Linked DNA regions of Homo sapiens: region 1 is linked to region 2. Evidence: chromatin loops called from intact Hi-C (ENCODE). Cell type or tissue: K562. All regions are shown on one strand.

The links. A loop is a pair of places that touch in the nucleus more often than their neighbours do. Peaks named below come from ENCODE experiments on the same cell type or tissue, not always from the same donor. Only the 100,000 strongest peaks of a DNase experiment are listed, where the experiment ranks them.
Region 1: a loop joins it to region 2, with 5 times the contacts of the local background. A loop is called at or near these places in 13 of 110 quality-filtered maps.

Annotation. Positions count from the first base shown.
Region 1 is chr6:602,043-607,042 of GRCh38, reverse strand. All of the region lies in intron 7 of EXOC2 (exocyst complex component 2), which reads left to right. Among named protein-coding and RNA genes, the nearest start is that of HUS1B, 53 kb to the left of the region's middle. RefSeq lists an enhancer at 2,228-2,297. In K562, no CTCF peak of the experiment used is centred here; a DNase peak (open chromatin) is centred at 2,392.
Region 2 is chr6:683,780-688,779 of GRCh38, reverse strand. All of the region lies in intron 1 of EXOC2 (exocyst complex component 2), which reads left to right. Among named protein-coding and RNA genes, the nearest start is that of EXOC2, 6.9 kb to the left of the region's middle. RefSeq lists enhancers at 3,911-3,990, 4,750-4,829. In K562, a CTCF peak has its summit at 2,035; DNase peaks (open chromatin) are centred at 2,026 and 4,549.

The DNA.
Region 1 (5,000 bases), 82 kb after region 2:
GCCTCCTTCAAGGCCACCAGCGATAGTCACTGTACGTCTGTTACCAGTTCTCAGCAGACAGCAAAGTGTGCAGTTGTGCTACCTCCTTATCTCCCAGTGACAAACCCTCCTGACATTTTACAAAAATGGATGATCGGGAAGGGATTGGTCGATAAAGATGAAAGTGCATCAAAAACCAGGAAGCTCTAACACTGGAAGTGAAACGCAAATCCACCAAATGGAGAGTGACGGAAGGAATAGCTGGCTGTGGGGATGTAGGTCCTCCTGTCTTTGAGACTCAAGAGTAACTCAGTGGAGGGGAACTTCCCAACAAAGGTGAGCAAATGTGAAGAAAAGCATGAGATGTCCCAAAGGAAGCAATGCTCAGAGAACCTCAGAGATGTTTCATGATGTGGACGGTGCAAAGGAAAAAATATCAGAAGTTGATTCACGCTTAGAAAGGAGCAGGATAATCTGTCAGAGCACAGAAAAGAGGCTTGATTCATATTGTAAATATTACAACAAAAAAGAAGGCAAACACTCTTGATAAGTTTTTCTACAAAGAAATATGACGCTTTAATTTTAAATGTTTCTGATGTTTTATTTTTTATTTTTTTTCTTGTGATGTGGAGATTCTTTTTTTTATTATTATACTTTAAGTTCTAGGGTACATGTGCACAACGTGCAGGTTTGTTACATGTGTATACATGTGCCATGTTGGTGTGCTGCACCCATTAACTCGTCATTTACATTAGGTATATCTCCTAATGCTATCCCTTCCCCCTCCCCCAACTCCACGACGGGCCTCAGTGTGTGATGGTCCCCTTCCTGTGTCCAGGTGTTCTCATTGTTCAATTCCCACCTATGAGTGAGAACATACGGTGTTTGGTTTTTTGTCCTTGTGATAGTTTGCTGAGAATGATGGTTTCCAGCTTCATCCATGTCCCTACGAAGGACACGAACTCTTCCTTTTTTATGGCTGCATAGTATTCCCTGGTGTATATGTGCCACATTTTCTTAATCCAGTCTGTCATTGATGGAAACTCACTCAAAACTGCTCAACTACATGGAAACTGAACAACCTGCTCCTGAATGACTACTGGATACATAACAAAATGAAGGCAGAAATAAAGATGTTCTTTGAAACCAACAAGAACAAAGACACAACATACCAGAATCTCTGGGACACATTTAAAGCAGTGTGTAGAGGGAAATTTATAGCACTAAATGCCCAGAAGAGAAAGCAGGAAAGATCTAAAATTGACACCCTAACATCACAATTAAAAGAACTAGAGAAGCAAGAGCAAACACATTCAAAAGCGAGCAGAAGGCAAGAAATAACTAAGATCAGAGCAGAATTGAAGGAGATAGAGACACAAAAAACCCTTCAAAAAATCAGTGAATCCAGGAGCTGGCTTTTGAAAAGATCAGCAAACTTGATAAACCGCTAGCAAGACTAATAAAGAAGAAAAGAGAGAAGAATCAAATAGATGCAATAAAAAATGATAAAGGGGATATCACCACCGATCCCACAGAAATACAAACTACCATCAGAGAATACTATAAACACCTCTACGCAAATGAACTAGAAAATCTAGAAGAAATGGATAAATTCCTGGACACATACACCCTCCCAAGTCTAAACCAGGAAGAAGTTGAATCTCTGATGTTTTAAATTGTATATTAAATATTAGTTGTACTTTAAAAAATTGTTATTCATTCGTAACCAACAATAAGTGAGTTTTTAATGTTTCAACAAACGTTTTTGGATATCACAGAACAAATGTAATTTTCCCATTGATTATTAGATGGTCTTGCTGGATTTTAGCTTGCACAGCCCCTGTCATAGCCCTGCACACTGTGCAAAGCCAGGCCTGCCCATGGGGTGTTGTACCACCTCTCTGAGTAGTAAGAATACTGGTCATTGATTCAGACAGCAATTTTTAGTCCTTCCTCTGTAAGCATTTATTGAGCACATGTTTGTTTTATCCTAGGGATATAAAAATAAAACTTGTACTTTACTTCTAGAGATTATAACTGAATGGAAAATACACATATTCAGGTGATCAAATGATGGTTTGATAATACTGCTCTGGTGGGAGTCCTCAGGTGTGGCTACAGCCCACAAAAGGGGAAGCAAGCCAAAAAGTTGAGTGCAGAGAATACCAGGGGAGGACACAGGAGCCTTAAGAGAGGAGCAGGAAGTACCCAGACAAGCAGAGGCCGGCGGTGGGCGGCTGAGTGGAGGGAGGCAGGTGTGTCCCCGCGGGGCCAGCGCGTGAGTTCAGAGACAAGCAGAGGCCAGCGGTGGGTGGCTGAGTGGAGGGAGGCAGGTGTGTCCCCGCAGGGCCAGCGCGTGAGTTCAGAGAGGAGATAGGCCGCAGCCCAGGAAGCAGGGTCCAGTGTGGCTGTGTGCAGATAGGAGAGGTGTGGCCGCAGGGTAGACGAGGTCTGCCCCTGACGAACTGGCTGTGCAGTAGTGTGGAATCTGTCTTTATTCTGAAGACAAATAGTGAGCCATCGCAGAAGTTTAACAGAACGATAGGAGATTTTTAAAGAGCAATCTGCCATCTGTATAGAGAATGGACGAGAAGGGAGGTACGCCAGAGGCAAGAGGAGAGCAGCCAGAAGTGGACGGTAGGCATGTTAAGCCAGGTCAGCAGTAATGTGTGTAGTAATGGAATAAAGTAACGTGAGGGTGACGTGGCTGCTAGTGAAGGTAGAGCGAGTGGCAGGTGAGAAAGGTGAAGGGACAGGGAAGGTTTGACATGTTACATAGGGAAAAGGAAGTAGTCATTGGTGATTTACAGATGTCTGGCCTCAGATGGATGAAGGAGCACGTTTGGCGCATAAGGAGAGGCATAGAGATGAGAACATTCAGTTCAACATGTTGAATTTGAGATTCCTGAGGGTCGTGCTGATGGGTTTTGCTAGCTCTCACTATGTCCCCATGATGTCACACTGGGCAACTTGAATAACCTCTGTGTCTCAGTTGCCTCCAACATAAAACGGGGGTAAAAACAGTGCCTGTCTTACAGCGACATAACCATGTGCAGGTGAACTAATACCCATGAGGGTTTTCGAATCACACCTGGCATAGCATCAGTGCTTCCTGTCGTTATTAGCTGTCATTATTGTATGTCCAGTGAAAATATTCCTGTCATTATTAGCTATCATTATTGCATGTCTAGTGAAAATATTTTTAAGGATTGGTCTTACGCTCGCAAACACATCTTGAAACACAGATTTGGGAGTCACCAGCATAAAGATGGTAGTTGGACAAACAGGATTGAATGATTTAACCCAAGTACCACGTGCAAAATGAAAGAAGAATGCTAAGGATTTGGAACACTAGGGAATATCCAGAAGGGCCAGGATGTGGAAAAGAAACTGACGTTTGCTCAGTGGCTGGCTGGCAAATATTTCACAACATGCATTCAAAAAAAAAAAGAAGAAGATAGAAAAAATTAACCTAATATTAGCATTTCCCAATTTCCAAGGTGTAAATACTCCCATTGGGGTTGGTTTCAAGCTGCCAACTCAGCTTGGAGGTGAAGAGATACTGACAGTTGCTCTTGAGAGGGGTACGTGCTGACGTCAGCTCTTTCCTCAGTTCCATCTACTCCACACAGAGTGTCAGGCATAGTGCTGTGAAACAGGCTTTCAGTACTGTTAATGATCCTGTCCGTATAGCATCGTTATGGTATAGCCGGCAGCCTATCTCGTCATTTTCTAGCCTGTTGAAATTGAGGTAGTTAGGTCTCTTTGTGAATTTGTACATTTTAGGGTTACTCTGATATTCCAGGCACCCTAATGTTTCACTTCCTAATCTCATTCAACTTGCTTATTCCTGGGATACATTGTGCTGTGGTGGGTGGGGTAGCAGGTGAGGGGGCGTTCCTTCTGTCCTGCCTCTGACCTCTCCAATTCACAGCAAGTGGAGAGCAGATTAGAAATCACTTCCGTGATCTGTCTCAAGTGTCAGTACCAAGGAAAGGACCAAATGGTCACTTTGAAATAAGAGAAAGCATAATATTTACTTTAAATAAACATGGTTGAAATTATAAGACACCATCAGAATTACAGGACTAGGTTTTCTAGATGACTGGAGTTCCTGGCACATACAAAGATGTTTGTTCCGTTGTTAAGGATGTAAGATCACTGGGCAGGTATGAGTTCCACCGACTGGTGTGTAATGCTACCTGGACTTTCCTTCCCATCTTGCACTGTAGGGAAATTTTACTGCTCCACAGACCCGACTACACTGGTGGCAACCACGCTGTGTTTACATCATTGCTGTTAGTTCTTGCAGTTCCTGTGTGACCGAGACAGTGAGAGGCATTGTCCAAATTCACTGGTGCTGGAGACCATCTTTGGGTGAGGAGAAAGGACCAAGTTCCAGACCTTGGTTTGCCCAAGGCTGGCAAATAGAGATCAGGGTTTGTCCTACAGCCTATGAGGCCAAAGTCATGGCCATCCACTCCAGGTGGACTTGTTCTGTGGTTGGACACTGATGTTCAAACCCTTACCAGCTGCCTTAAAATTGGGTGTTCTTGGTGTGAGAATGTGTGTGGATTTGCACACGGGGTGTTCTTGGTGTGAGAATGTGTGTGGATTTGCACACGGGGTGTTCTTGGTGTGAGAATGTGTGTGGATTCGCACACGGGGTGTTCTTGGTGTGAGAATGTGTGTGGATTCGCACACGGGGTGTTCTTGGTGTGAGAATGTGTGTGGATTCGCACACGGGGTGTTCTTGGTGTGAGAATGTGTGTGGATTCGCAGACGGGGTGTTCTTGGTGTGAGAATGTGTGTGGATTCGCACACGGGGTGTTCTTGGTGTGAGAATGTGTGTGGATTCGCACACGGGGTGTTCTTGGTGTGAGAATGTGTGTGGATTCGCACACGGGGTGTTCTTGGTGTGAGAATGTGTGTGGATTCGCACACGGGGTGTTCTTGGTGTGAGAATGTGTGTGGATTCGCACACGGGGTGTTCTTGGTGTGAGAATGTGTGTGGATTCGCA
Region 2 (5,000 bases):
AGCTCAAATGAAGAAAGGTGCAGAGGGGATTAGGGAATATACAAGGAGTGGTGAGGAGCAAAGGGAAGCTAACAGTAACCAGAAAGGACAGAAGGAGAAAGTAGGGCTGTCTGGAGGAGGATCCGACTGTTGCCAGAGAAGTAGTGCTGGGGGCTGGAAGAGTAACACCGAACTGCCTCAGTGTTGGAACTGGTCCACTTCTGAAATCCAAAGTGCAGGCCTCCCACTGTTTGCTTATAGTCCCTCAACTTTCTCAGTCTCACTCACCCCCACTGCATCTATCAGGCGCTTCTGTGATCTTCAGTCACTGTCATGCCAGTGTGCTCAGTTGTATCGTTGTTGTTCTGTAGCATCTGCCTGGCAGCTTCTCAGCCTTGGGCAGTCTCAACTCTCTGCCTCCTGTAATGCTTGACCTGAGTTGCTGGGGCCAGCTGGGGAAAATCACAGTATCCAGATCTGTGCCCCTATAAATCCATGGTCACCAGCTCAGCTGGGCCATCAAGGAATCTTCCAGAATTTTCCTCATCAGTACCCGCTTCTTATCTCTGCAGAATGTACTTTTCAGCATTTTCACGCTTTTCGAACCTTTCATCCTTTCACATCATTTACACACACTCTTAGCAAGCGGTCTTGCCACCTACATCATAAATGAAAGAGATGTAAGTGGAGAATCGCAGGGGCTTCCTGCCAAAAACTGTTCCTCCTCCCCAGTCACAGTGGAAGAGGTTGTATTTATGCTAAGACCAATCTCCTACCTGGGCTGTGGATCCCATCTACCCCGCCTTTGTGAGGACTTCACTCAGGTGTTCATGTCTTACTAAAGCCTTCCTTCTGTTGGCCTTTATACATGCTTAGAGACAGACAAGAATAAAGTAAAACAGAAAAAACTAGAATCCTCCCTTGATTTCACATTGCCCTTTTAAAATTCCTCTCTTTTTCACTTTCCTGCCACATTTCTTAAAATAGTTGTTTGTAGCCAACTTCTCACCCATCCCAGTGCTGTCTGGTTTCAGCTACGATCACTCTCCTGAAGGCCAAAGTCATTCTTGAGCTTCTGGTCACAAAATCTTGTTCCTGTCATTTCTTCAGGGTAATGCCTGGGACATAGCAAGTGTATAATAAACATTTATTTGACTGAATAAATCCAAGGATGTTTCCTTTTCACAGCCCTAGTTTTTCTGTTTTTCTGGGGTATAGGAGTCCAATACTGTCATCTTTTGAGGATCTGGGTGACTAGTCATTGTATCGCAAATCATCTTGACGGACTAGGTAAAGATACAAATAAATATTATTTGAGGATAAGTTCAGTGGCTCAGTGCCTGTAATCCCAGCACTTTGAGAGGCCGAGGTGGAAGGATAGCTTGAGCCCAGGAGTTTGAGACCAGCCTGGGCAACATAATGAGGCCCCTTTTCTACAAAAATTAGAAAAAAGTTAGCCGAGTGTGGTGGTACATGTCTGTGGTCCCAGTTACTCAGGAGGCTGAAGTGGGAGGATCACTTGAGCCTGGATCACCTGAGGCTGCAGTGAGCTATGATTGCACCACTGCACTCCAGCAGCCTGGGTGACTGAGTGAGACCCTGTCTCAAAAAAAAAAAAAAAAAAAAAAAGAATATTATTTGATAATGACTTCTTCAATCTTGTTCAGGTGATCTGTCTTTCTGGGAAAATAAAACCCTGACATCTTTTTTTCTGAAAAACTATACTTCCTAAAATACTAAGACTTACTGTTTTTATCTATGCATATAGATCTAATAAGAGTAGTAGGGCATTGGGTACTACTGGCAATAGATTTGTGAATAAATAATGCTGTGCTCTTGTATGAAACTCTTTTGTTTTCCTATTAAGTAGTGTATCTTCTTTGAAGTTTTTGTCTTCATTTATTTGTTGGGGGTGGATGGAGGGGGATGAATTTGCACTGGCCTGGTTCATTTTTGACATGTCATCAATGTCCAGTGGCATCGGTTGGAAGTCCAGTCACCTTTAGACCTGCAGCCTTTCCCTGTGCAACATAGTGACAGTCCTTGTCCTCTAGGAGGAGACATGGCATGCTAAGGCAGAGGGCTTTATGGTTCCTGGGGGAATAAAGCAGACCTCTAAGTAACTTTTCCAATTAAGATAGAATCCAGTGCTTGTTTTATGAGAACAGCTGAGTAATCCGGTATATATATAACAGATCTCTTTTATGGGGGCTCTGAGAGCTAAGTTGTCAGGCATTCCCTATATACTTGTCTGGCTTCCAGTATTCCTTCCTAGTCATCTCATGCACATTCTCGTCCCCTTAATCTCTCACCTCCAAACATTGTAGAGGGAGGGAAGGCCTTTATTCCCATTCCTAAAATAAATAAATAAAAATCAAGTGTCATTTATCAGTTATATGGTTTAAATTATTGGATTATTTTCCCAAAAGAATTAAAATATAAACAAATATGCTTTCATTTGAAACCATAGATAGTAGTTCATGTATTTTTTTGTTTGTAGAGGTAGAGAAGGAAAAGAAGTATAAAAAGAGGTCCAGGAGGCCGGGCGCGGCGGCTCACACCTGTAATCCCAGCACTTTGGGAGGCCGAGGAGGGCGAATCATGAGGTCAGGAGTTTGAGACCATCCTGGCCAATATGATGAAACCCCGTCTCTACTAAAAATACAAAAAAATTAGCTGGGCATGGTGGCGCATGCCTGTAATCCCAGCTACTTGGGAGGCTGAGGCAGGAGAATCGCTTGAACCAAGGAGTCGGAGGTTGCAGTGAGCCCCACTGCACTTCAGCCTAGTGACAGAGTAAAACTCCGTCTCAAAAAAAAAAAAAAGAGGTCCAGGAAAGCAGGATACATTAATACATTACTTCTTACCTGTTCAGTCCAACCTGGCGACAGAGCAAGACTCCGTCTCAAAAAAAAAAAAAAAAAAAAAAAAGAGGTCCAGGAAAGCAGGATACATTACTTCTTACCTGTTCAGTCCTCCCCTTCTGCAAATGGCCCTTCTGAGACCCAGCGAGTCTTCTGCCCTTATCAGGCCGTAACTCTATACAATTTGGCCCCTATGAGTTCTTTCAGATCTGTGCATGCTTGTATTTTTGTTAACTATGATTTGGGGATGGAGCAGGAGGAGCAAGAGGATTAATTTGGAAAACTGGATTACAGAGTTCATGACCCTGTCTCTGAGACTTGTCCCACTGTGTGCTGTTATATGGTAGAATTTGTGGCAGTGCTAATGTAACTTGCACTTGATCTCACTCAGGAAGTGTGGAGTCTGTGTTTATAGAGAACTGGGGAAGAAAATCACCATTTTCCCGAACCCTTTCCCCAATATCTCTGGGCAATCCCTTTGGGTCCAGCCCAACCCAGCCCAGCAGGGACAAGTCTGTCTTAGGTTAGGTTGGGCCTGACTCTAGAAAGATTTGGTGAATTCTCTACTTTGATTATATTTTATGGTGCCCTGAGAGTTGGCTGAGCCTAATTTTACTGTTGAAACTCACTAGGCAGCTCTGCAACAGGATTCTTCTGGGGTCCTCTGGACCCAAAGTGGTTCTGGACAGCTAAGGCTACTGAGATTCTGCTTGATTTGTTCCCTGGTGATGCCAGTGCTGCCAGGTTGAGGCATATATGGGGAAGGGTGGACGTTTGGGAGGGTTGTGTGTGTGTGTGTGTGTGTGTGTTTTCAAATGATTGTGGGGAAAATCACCTTTCTATAGTCTGATCTGTTAGCGAAATAGTGTTTTCACATCATGAGGCCTTCCGTGGCCTGTTGAGTAGAGGTTATCCTAGTCTTCAGTGAGTCAGAACTTCTGTATTTTTCTGGTTCCTGGCCTTCTCTAGCTGAGAAGAACATCTGGGAGCATGACAAGGTGAGACCGTGATCACTCATTTTGTTCAGATTTCTTGTCTGCTGTTGAAATCAGCGAAACTCTTCATTACTAAATAGTAAAAAGTACTGCTTTTATGATTCTAAAACTACTTTCAGTTGTGGTTTCATTTCTGATTTTTTTCTTTATATTATTACTGCTAACTTTTTCTGTGTATTTTTAGTCTGAAGTTCTGTGAAAAATGACAACTTACTGTCTTTTTTTCTAGTAGTAAATATTTTGGAAAATTAAAATTGTGCCACAGTTTTAATTTGAGAAATTAAATATGGGAAAATTATAGAATTAAAATTTTCTGACTTCTGTTGCAGAAAACACTTTAAATCCATCCCTGTATGCTTCATTAAAGGAAAAGAGGCAGATGGTTTAAAATTAATATAGTATATCTATAAGGAAAATGTATTTACTTAAGTGTACAGTATAAATTGTAAGAAAATGTGGCCTTTTGTCTTGATTTTAGTGAAATGCTTTTGTAATAGTAATTTTCTCTTTTGACCTGTGATGGATAGGAGGTTAATTGATGTTAAATGGATGCTTTGTTAATCCTTCATCAGCTACTAAATTGGTATGGGGGAGTACAGGTCAAGACTACACAAGGCCATGACCAGCTTGTTTTCTCAGGGAGGTTTATGGATTCCACCCCTCCCCCTTCTCTAAACCACACATCACTCTCTCCAGCTGCACATAGGGAAGACTCTCCTGTCTCCCCTCCCCCTCTTCCTGCGGTCCTGTCTCCCCCTCCCTAACCTCATCCTTCTCCCTCTCTGGGCTGCTGCAGAGTGACAGCTTGTAGATGTTGCGTGCGAGGGAGTTCAGCTGGCGCTGTGTGGTCCGAGTGTGTGGTCTCCCGCTCAGCCGAGAGGCTGCTAACAGGGTGGATGAGAGAGAGAGCAACACTGTTTACTTTAATTTATTTCGGATGCCGGAATTGTGCCCAGAGTTTCTCCTGAGCTTGATTCCATAGCTAGCAGCTTCAATCCTTCGCAGCTGCGGTGCGTTCTGAACTCTGGGCTGTCCTTTCCTGACAGGCACTTTCCATAGCATCTGCCTGCTTAATCCCTCACGGCTCAGAAATGTTAACGGCACTGTTGAGTGCTGTGATTATTTTGCTTTCACTATGTCAAGATTTATGGCCTTCGAGAAG